2 separate regions of the Homo sapiens genome follow, and region 2 is linked to region 1. A link is an interaction called in ENCODE POLR2A ChIA-PET data of the cell type or tissue named here. Cell type or tissue: MCF 10A. All regions are shown on one strand.

Evidence for each region. ChIA-PET counts read pairs that join two places held together with the same protein. Peaks named below come from ENCODE experiments on the same cell type or tissue, not always from the same donor. Only the 100,000 strongest peaks of a DNase experiment are listed, where the experiment ranks them.
Region 2: POLR2A ChIA-PET joins it to region 1 with 5 read pairs; 2 of 35 experiments call an interaction of 5 or more read pairs at or near these places.

The regions. Positions count from the first base shown.
Region 1 is chr9:36,072,241-36,077,240 of GRCh38, forward strand. The region is part of intron 6 of RECK (reversion inducing cysteine rich protein with kazal motifs); the gene reads left to right. Among named protein-coding and RNA genes, the nearest start is that of RECK, 38 kb to the left of the region's middle. In MCF 10A, no CTCF peak of the experiment used is centred here; a DNase peak (open chromatin) is centred at 2,831.
Region 2 is chr9:35,922,273-35,927,272 of GRCh38, forward strand. No RefSeq gene overlaps it. Among named protein-coding and RNA genes, the nearest start is that of SPAAR, 15 kb to the left of the region's middle. RefSeq lists an enhancer at 999-2,198. In MCF 10A, no CTCF peak of the experiment used is centred here; DNase peaks (open chromatin) are centred at 1,749 and 2,159.

The sequences.
Region 1 (5,000 bases):
TTCTTTCAAATTAACTTTGGTTCTAGATTTACTACCAGAAGCATAAAGGAAAAGGGATGAAAAATTAGCCCAATTTAGAGATAAGAGGAGCAGGGATATCAGGACCAACAGGATTCTCTGGACAGCTAGAAGCCTCCTAAGCTTCAGTGTGATTGGATCTGTACTGCAGTGGTTCTAAGAATAGAGGAGACCATCTAGTTGTGGCAGATCACAGCCTAGGCTATGGACAGTTTTGTTCCTTGCCCAGTCAGCTTTTAGGGATTTTAACAAAAGGAATCGTGTGATACTTTGCCCCAGCAAAGCCCTCAGGACCTAAAAGTAAAGCATCTTTTAGTTTATGCTGAGGCAACTTCAAGAATTGCCAGGATATAGTAAATAGAAGACTATGAATGAGAGGCTTTATAAATGGTAAAATGCTGTACCGGTATACTGTATCACAGTAGATTTGAGCCGTTACCTGCAGCTGATGAGCTCCAAAAAGAGCGAAACCTATTAGGTCCTGCAGTACTGGCTTAAGATAGTATTAAACTTTGTATGTTGTTTTGGTTTGTCGTATTTGTTTTGTAGTTGGGGGAAGGGAGTAACTCCTATTTAGTCTCCTTGCTGCTAGTGTATTTCCTTTTCCAGTTCATTCTTCTCAGAAGTCACCTGAACGAGATGATTCCAAAAGGGAATTTGATCAAATCAGATTAGATTGCGACCTGGTCTCATCTTAAGTGGCCAAGGTTTTCCCCTTAAGCAATCTCATCTCCCATAGATTTAATTGTTCTTATATGCTGACAACTTCAGAATCTTCATTGCTAACCTTTTTTTTTTTGAGCTCCTGAACACTATTGGATACATGTACTTTTGATGTTCCCTTGGAACAACAAACAATCAAACCAAAATTGATTGATTTTAAATCAACCAAATTGATTATTACTTTCTCTACCTTTTCTGCCTCCCCTTCCCTCCCTTCCACCCCTAAACAGCAACACACAGACACACACAGACACACACAGACACACACACACACACACACACACACACACACACACATCCATCCCAAAACAAAACTTATGATTTTTCTTGCATTTCTTGTTTGGTTGTACCAATATGATCCTTCCAGGCACATCAACTTAAATGCCTGAGAGGTATTGTCTACTCTTTCCTCTTTCTCATCACCTCCTGCAAATTACTGTCTCTCAAGCCTAAAGAGTTGCCTTCTAAATGTACCTTAAATCAGTCTCCCTTTCAGATCCTCAGGTATTGCCTTAGCTTAGGTCTTTCTGCCACTTTTCTGGATACCTATAATAGCTGCCAAACTAGTTTTCCTGTGTCTAATTTCTCCTCTTATCTACTATATCCACTTCTAGATTAATCTCTTTAAAGACCAAATTTGATCCATGTCACTACCTTCCTTAAACCCTTCAGTTGCTTCCCTGTAGAACACAGCTCATGCTCCTCAGCCCAGTATCCCAAGCTTTTCTCAGTCTAGCTCCTGGTTCTTCTCTCTGTTACATTTAAGCAGCATGCTACTTATAGTTTCCCAGATTGACCCTGTTGTTTTATTTGTTAGTTGTAGTTGTACAAATTGTTTGTTCCACCTGGAATTCCTTCTTCTGAATCTTGGAACAAAAAGTATAGTATATTGGAGCTGGCAATACCAGCTCCCTACCAGCTAGGGAGTACTGCTTGTTAAATATTCAGGGATTTTGCAAGCCAGCTTGTAACTTAAAATCAGCCATGGGTGGAGGTATTTGCAGCGTGAACATCAGCAAATACTGCAAATCCAGATTTTCTCCACAACCACCCCCCACAAAAAAAGCTGGTTCCAGAACATCATTACCTCTATTGAACTAGAGTAACCTTTGCCTTAAATCCTGGTTTAAATGGTACCACTTTAAAGCCTTTCCTGCCCATTCATCTTCTCTCCACACACATAAAATTGATCACTACTTCCAAGCCCTTTGCATGCTTTATTATAGCATTTGTCGCTCTATAGCATAACTATGTTTACATGTCTCTTTTTAAACTAATCCCTGAGTTCCTGGGACAGAGTTCATATAATTATCTTTGTCTCTGTCATTCATTCACTTAACATTCATTGAACTGATACACACTGAACCAATATATTTAATATGTATCAGGCATTGTTCTCAGGGTACAAAAATGAAAGGATTTAGTCTGCAAGAAGCTCATAGTCCATGGGAAGAGAGAAATCCAAATAGTCCATTACAATACAGTGAGACAAGTACATTGCTAGAATGTATTGGAGCCTGGAGGAAAAAACCCTGCCTAGGGAAATGGGGAAGTCTTTCACAGAGCAGGTAAGACTTAAAGGATGAGCAGAAAGCTGTTGCCTGTAACAAAGTGCTACAGTCAGTACTTTTATAGATAGAAAAATTTTATAGACTTTTTCCCACTCTGGAGAACAGAATTATTCAAGGTTCTTTGTAACACAGTATATCAGCTTTACGTGGAAACTCTGTGTAAATGTCTTACACTCTTGGAATGCATGGAGAAAGTGCTCATTTTCTACTGTACTGTGGAGAATGTTTTCATTCTGAGTACTATCTATTATCCCAATAATGTTGTATAGTAAACCATCCCAAAACTCCATAGCTTAAAACAGTAACAATTTATTATTTCTCACAAATCTAAGGGCTTACTAGGCAGTTCTGCTCTGGCCAGGCTTAGCTGATTCCAGCTGGGCACACTCATCTGTCTACAATCAGATGGCAGGTCAGCCTGGGGCTGCCTGCTTTAGGAAGCCCTTGGCTAAGTCAGCTCAGATCTTCTCCATGTTTTCCCCTCCCTTTAGCAGACTAGCTCAGGCATGTTCACGTGGTGGTGGCAGGAGTCCAAGAGAGAAAGTGGAAACATGCAAGTGTAGTTCGGGCAACTGCTTACTCCAAGCTTGCTAGTGTCCACTAGGCCAAAGCAAGGCAAGTCACATGGCTAAGGCCAGAGTTACTGTACAATAAATAGATATAAGGAAATGTGAAAAATTGGGGCCATTACTGTAGTCAGTTCACCACAAGCACATACTCTGTGCTAGGCTGTCTTCTAGACCTTGTGTTTCTCTGCAGATGTTACTTGCCAGTGAATTTGCTTCCAGCTGGTTGGGTGCCCTGTGGTGATAATGAGCAAATTTTTCTGAGCAGTCTAGACCTATAAAGCTCATTTCTGTTTTGAGTGTTCATTTTTATTTGCATATCTGTTGAAATGACACATTATTTGGAAGGCTGAAGAAATTTAATAATCACTTGTTTAGTGATATTTCCAAGTCATGACATTAAACTCCTTACATATTCTAGTCATCTATACTTTTTGACATTCATGGTATCCACAAGGAAAAAACACCTTGTAGAGGTTTAAAAACATTTATGTTTTTAAAGAACAGTTATATTTAACCTCTCCTACTTAGCATTTCATAAGCTGGATTTCTTCTATGAAATGTGAAACTTTAAACTGGAAGAAATTTCAACCCATCTGTGAAAAGGAAACAGATTTTTATTTATTGAGGCCTTAGAAACAAAGTAGCCCCTTTACTTTTAAGTAATAGCATAGTTAAGTAGAAAGTACTGGGCATATAAAACATTAACATAACAGTTAATAAAATGTGCTCTTTTGGGTCTTTGTCCAAAAGTAACTAAATCATCCAAAATTCAAACCTGTAATTTTTTTTTACAAGATTCATATGATCAGTGTTTTGTTGTCATCATCTTTATCATTGATGAAAATGAGAGAGAGCTGGAGTAGTCAGTAGTAAAAGGGCAGTGGACAGAGAAAGGATTGAAACAAGTGGACAAATGGAGGAATGAACCATTTTTTTCAAATCCAAAAGCCAAATCAAATTGGACAGCCAGATATACGTAGCAAGCAAAGGGCAGAGCCAGGGCTAGAACCCGGACTGCCCTACCAGTGCTCTTCCATGACACTGCGTTGTGAGAATAGTCTGGTCTCACTGTATTGCAATGGACTATTTGGATTTCTCTCTTCTGAATGCACCCAAAGCAAGGTTGAATGTTTGTTCATAGATTAATCTATTTAACCAGTTTCCTATTTTAAAAATCAATAGAAAAGGGTCACTGAAGTGGCAGAAAATAAATTGCAGAGCGAACTTCTGGGCTAGAGGTTGGACCAGCAGAGTCTACTTCCCAGGTGCACCCAAAGGGTCTTCCCCACCAAAAGGAAAACCAGTGTGGCATGAAGGATCACATAGGGTTCCCTCAACTTTGATTTACTCTGTTTTTGTGCCAGGTTTGCCCACAGTTCATATGCTCCCAACAGTGGATCAAAGGGCTTGTACTACCTGGAATTCCCTCTTCCTGAATCCATCCTAACACACCCCCACCTAGTAATATATTGGAGCTGACATCTACCAGCTTGGGAGTACTAATTGTCAAATATTCAGGAATTTAATCGCGAGAGTAGGGCAGGGAACTAGTTATTGAGAGCAGCTACCAGAGGAAAGATTTTAGGATCAAAAATAATTTTTTTAGGATCAAAATATTTTTAAGGAAAATAATATTAACCTCAAGAAAATGGTGACCTTTTTTGGTTACAATTTAAGGAGCTGATTTTAAAAATAGGGGACTGGTTAAATAGATTACTCTGTGAACAAACATTCAACCTTGCATTGGCTGCATTGAGAAAAACAACCCAGACTATTCTCAGTGCAGTGTCATGGAAGAGCACTGGCAGGGCAGTCTGGGTTCCAGCCCTGGCTCTGCCCTTTGCTTGCTTATACATATCTGGCTCTCCAACTAGATAGTGACAGCTTTTGGATTTGAAGTTCTCTTGAGACCCTGTCAACTCCAGTATGCTGACATGTTCTTTGCATCTTTGAGGTTATGGTAGATCCTCACCTCAGCACCCCTATAGTTTTGACCTATTCTTGACTAACATGAGTAGGGGAGGGAGAGGGAGCAGTTATATGGGGGCACATTGGGTGTGGTATTGGTAAGCAGGTCAAAAGAGGCTCCATAGGAGTGAATACGAACCCTCAGTTACCT
Region 2 (5,000 bases), 150 kb before region 1:
TTCAAAATTTGTTATTTTTTTCCGACACTGCTCATAGGACTTGTATAAGTATCCTATGTGTACAAACTTACCAATATTTGTTTTATTTGCAAAAATGACTTACCATTAGAAGCAGACCAGGTCACAAACACACACTTATAACCAGTGTGTGCTGGTAAACTGACTCTCCTGGAGAAAAAAAAAAAAACCCTTATATGTAGGGTTTGCCAAATTCTGAGGGGAGGCATAAATGTTCCCACAATGGTCAATGCCCAGCTACCGAGGGGATGTCACTGAGAGCTGGGAAGAGCAGCATACAACTGGCTCTTCTTGAGCCAGCGCTAGCCCACCACCACCTCTACCCTGGCAACAGCAGTCGGAAGACTGATTAGATGATGGCCTTTTCTCTCCTCTACTCCCCAGTTCCATTCAGAACTTAACTTTCCTATGGGTGCCTCAGTATTTTCTACTCTCGCTTTTGATTTGGTGTCAGTGGATTCCTTTGAACTAGTCACATCTAGTTCAACATGTTGATTGCTAAGCTTTAATTCTCACACAAAAACACTCTTACCAGGTTCCTAGATGTCTTAACTTCTTTTTCTCAGGAATTGGCATTTGGAAAAACAGTATTTCCGAGAAATGCTGGGAAGGAATTCCTGCATAAAAACACAAATCTGGCCGGGCACGGTGGCTCGTGCCTGTATTCCCAGCACTTTGGGAGGCTGAGGCAGGTGGATCATGAGGTCAAGAGATCAAGACCATCCTGGCCAGCATGGTGAAACCCCATCTGTACTAAAAATATAAAAATTAGCTGGGCGTGGTGGTGCGCGCCTGTAGTCCCAGCTACTCGGGAGGCTGAGGCAGGAGAATCACTTGAACCCGGGAGATGGAGGTTGCAGTGAGCCGAGATTGTGCCACTGCACTCCAGCCTGGGCAACAGAGGGAGACTCCATCTCAAACAAAGCAAAACAAAACACAACACAAATCCAGGAAACCCAAGTAAAACCTATTTGCTTGACTGATCGTGATCCTACTGGATACATTCTCCTGGGTCCCAATTTTGGCCACCGCTCATTTTCATTGATCTCATTTTAAGGGGTTTGAGGTATGGAGTCCTTAGGATTTGGTGTTAAGTTTGGTGATTTTTCAGAGAGGCCGCACCAGAGCTGCATCGGTGATCATTTGACTTTATGTCTGACCCTGTGCACAGGGGTCTACTTGTCTCCTAACCTCAGTTTTCCTCTTTTTCCTTATTAGAAAAACAACAATAACATCAACACAGTCCCTCTTGGAACTAGGAATGGCCAGTAGAAGTGGTGTGTGACTTCTGGGAAATGTCCTTAAATAGAGGCGGAATACTCTTCTTTGTTTTTTCTCCTTTATCTGGCCAGAATGTAGATATAATGGCTGGAGCTACAGAAGTCAGATTGGACCAGAGTGGCCTTGGGAGTAGAAGCCCCATTTGGGGGAACAATAAGATAAAAGGGGCCTGGGTTCCTGATACTGTGGGAGCCCATATCAGTCCTATACTGCCTTCTTCCAGGCTTTTATACCAAAGCAAAACAGTCTTATTTAAACCACTATTGATATGTGGTTTTCTATCACTCATAACTGAAACAAATTAAACAGCACACCAGTGCATTGTATTCTGTTACATAGTTTATGGGAGGCCATTGTTTTGGACTAGCCTCCTACACTGGCCCTAGCAGAGCAGATCAAACCAGAGCAGAGTCACCTGTGCTAACTGCCAAGTCATCAAACCGGACTTTGAAATGAGGCAGTTTTCCAAAAACGCAGGAGCTTCCAGTCACCCTGAATCAGCACAATAAAAAGTGCCCTCTGCTTTAACCCTATAAGGAAAGCAACTTTGAAATGACCAATCTGCTTTTTGTTCCCTGTTTCTGCTTTCTTCAGCCCTCTTTTATCCATAAAGCCAAACTTCTCTGCCCACTTCACTGGAATACTCATTCTATTTCGTAGAATGAGGTGTTGCCTGATTCTAGAATCACAAATAAAAGCCAATTTGATCATTACAAATAATTTGTTGTAATTTTGCCTTTGGGAAGTTCCTAGTGAAAGCAAAAGCTACTAGCAAGAATCCTTGAAAGGTTTGTAATGGAGGTGAAAATGAAAGACTGTAGCATTACCCAGTGACTCAGAGAGTGTGGGGGAGGCAGCTGCATCTAGTGATAATGGATGATACATTTGGAATAGAAGAGGCTGTGGTTTCATGCATGCCTGTCTTCCCATCTGCCAAGAAGGCTGATGAATAAGCTTTTATACTCCTCTAAGTTGGTAAAAGAAGTTTTCAGATTTTTAATACTCAAAGGTCTTTTCACAAATGACTATGACCTTTTCTTTTCTTTTCGAGACAGGGTTTCACTCCCGTCGCCCAGGCTGGAATGCAGTGGTGAAATCTCGGCTCACTGCAACCTCTGCCTCCTGGGCTCAAATGATCCTCTCGCCTCAGCCTCCTGAGTAGCTGGGACTACAGGCATGCAGCACTGCGCCCAGCTAAGTTTTGTATTTTTTCTAGAGACGGAATTTTGCCGTGTTGCCTAGGCTGCTCTGGAACTCCTGAGCTCAAGTGATCCACCTGCCTTGGCCTCCTGAAGTGCTGGGATTACAGGTCGGAGCCACTGCGCCTGGCCTCTATGCCTGTGGTCTTTAGTTTGTAGGAACCAGACCACTCAAAGGCTGGAACGTACCTTATTGCTCTGCCAGTGAATGGTTTAGGAACTGGCTGAAGGAGCTGGGGATTCAGTCTAGGAAGAACTTACAGGAGTTGGGATTGGGTTTGAGAGCTGCTTTCACACATCTAAGTAAAAAAGATTTAGCCTTCCTCACAGAGGGCTCTAGGCCAAAACCAGAACCCAAAGGTGGAGGCTGCCAACTTTACCCTAAATTAAAGAGAAACCTCCTACCCATCAGAACTGGATGGAGGTAGCTTTTTGATAGCAACTCTCCACTGCTGGGAATATTTAATCAAAGGATGCAGAAGGAGTCATTAACTGAGCAGCAGTTCCCATATACCAGCCTATGTATTGGTACCTACCTGTCTATAACATTTTCCAGGTCTCAGCCAGGCACGGTGGCTCATGCTTGTAATCCCAGCACTTTGGGAGGCTGAGGTGGAAGGATCTCTTGAGCCCGGGAGTTACCAGCCCGGGCGACACAGGGAGACCCTGTCTCTACAAATAATTTAAAAATTAGCCAGGCATGATGGTGCACACGTGTGTGGTCCCAGCTACTTGGAAGGCTGAGGAGGAGAATCAATTGAGCCCAGGAGGTCGAGGCTGCAGTGAGCTGTGATTGTGCTACTGCACTCCAGCCTGGGTAACAAAGCAAGACCCTGTCTCAAAAAAAAAAAAAAAAAAAAAAAGAGAGAGAGAGAGAAAAAAAGGCAATGTAGTACATTTTAAAAATAAAACTAAATATTTGCAATTTGAAGTACATTCTCTTTATTCCAAGATTATGTTCTTTCTATTTCAGGAGGTGTTATAATGTCTTTTTTTAGTAGTAGGTGGTATTAGCTATTGTTGTTTAACACCCTAATTAGACAACATAAAATCTTGGCAATCCTATATAATTCCATTAAAATTTACACTGGCTATAAGATCTAGAAGTCTGGTAATATGGATGAGATGACACCTGGTTGTCTGAATTGACCTTCCAAGGATTAGTAGTTCATTCGAGTGTCTACTAGATGCCATTTTTGTGTATTTACAGCAACTAGATAATTTCATGGTTCAAATCAGAGAAACCAGTAATGTGATCCACGTGCTTATGGTAACTTAAACTTTATTGACTATTCATTTTTGACACATATAGCTACTTTTTGATAGACATGAATTTTCTATTTGCATTTAAAAACAAAACTAATTTTCAAAGTTCTATTCTCAAAATGGCAATGATGACCTTTCTAAATGCTCTCTTTAAATAATCCTCCAATATTCTCAGAAATTTAGTGTACCTACAGCAAACTATTTCTCTTAGTAAAAGCCTTCTGTGAGCAACTTAACTGTCTGATGTCTTTATCCGTGTGAGCAGGGACTGGGTCCTGTCCTTTTTCTTTTTTTTTTTTGTTTGAGATGGAGTCTCCCTCTGTTGCCAAGCTGGAGTGCAGTGGCATGATTTTGGCTCACTGCAACCTCCACCTCCAGGGTTCAAGTGATTCTCCTGCCTCAGCCTCCCAAAGTAGCTGGGACTACAAGTATGCGCCACCACGCCTGGCTAATTTTTGTATTTTTAGTAGAGACAGGGTTTCACCATGTTGGCCAGGATGGTCTCGATCTCTTGACCTCATGATCCTCCTGCCTCGGCCTCCCAAAGTGCTGAATTACAGGTGTGAGCCACCACGCCTGGCCTGGTCCTGTCCATTTTTACAGAGCAGAGAGCATCTAGCATGCCACCACATTAATGTAATGATAATAATTTCCATTTGTCTAGAGACTTATGCTTTACAAGGCCCTTATAGTTTACTTCCCCTTAATGGTAGTTCAAGTAGCAGAGAATGACCTTTTCATTGTCCTTCTCTGTGATAAGCCAAAGTGAATGTAATGTACATTCTTCATAGTGAAGGCTTTCTACCTCATTCATTTATTCACAAAATATTTATTGAGCATGATTATGTGTTAAGCACTGAACTGTGCTCTGTGCTGCTGGGCACTGTGTGTTAGGTACAAACACGGCAGATGGAGCCCCTTCCCCCATGAAATGAACATTCTAATGGGGCGTTAGTCAATAAACAAATAAATAAATAGATTGTCAGGGGGTAATGAGTGTTATGGGGAAGAATAAAGCAGTGGGAGCTGGGAAGCAATGGGAGGATGTCAATCTTAGGGACATGAGAAGGCACCCTCATGCAGAGACTTGGGCAACGTGAAGGATCGCCACTGTGTGACCAACTGGAGGAAGCACGTTCCAAGTCTTGTGGCAGAAAGGAGCTTGGCTGTTTGAGAATCAGCAGTGATATCAGTGTGGCTGGAGGGAAGGGAAGGTGGGACGAGTGGGTGGGAGAT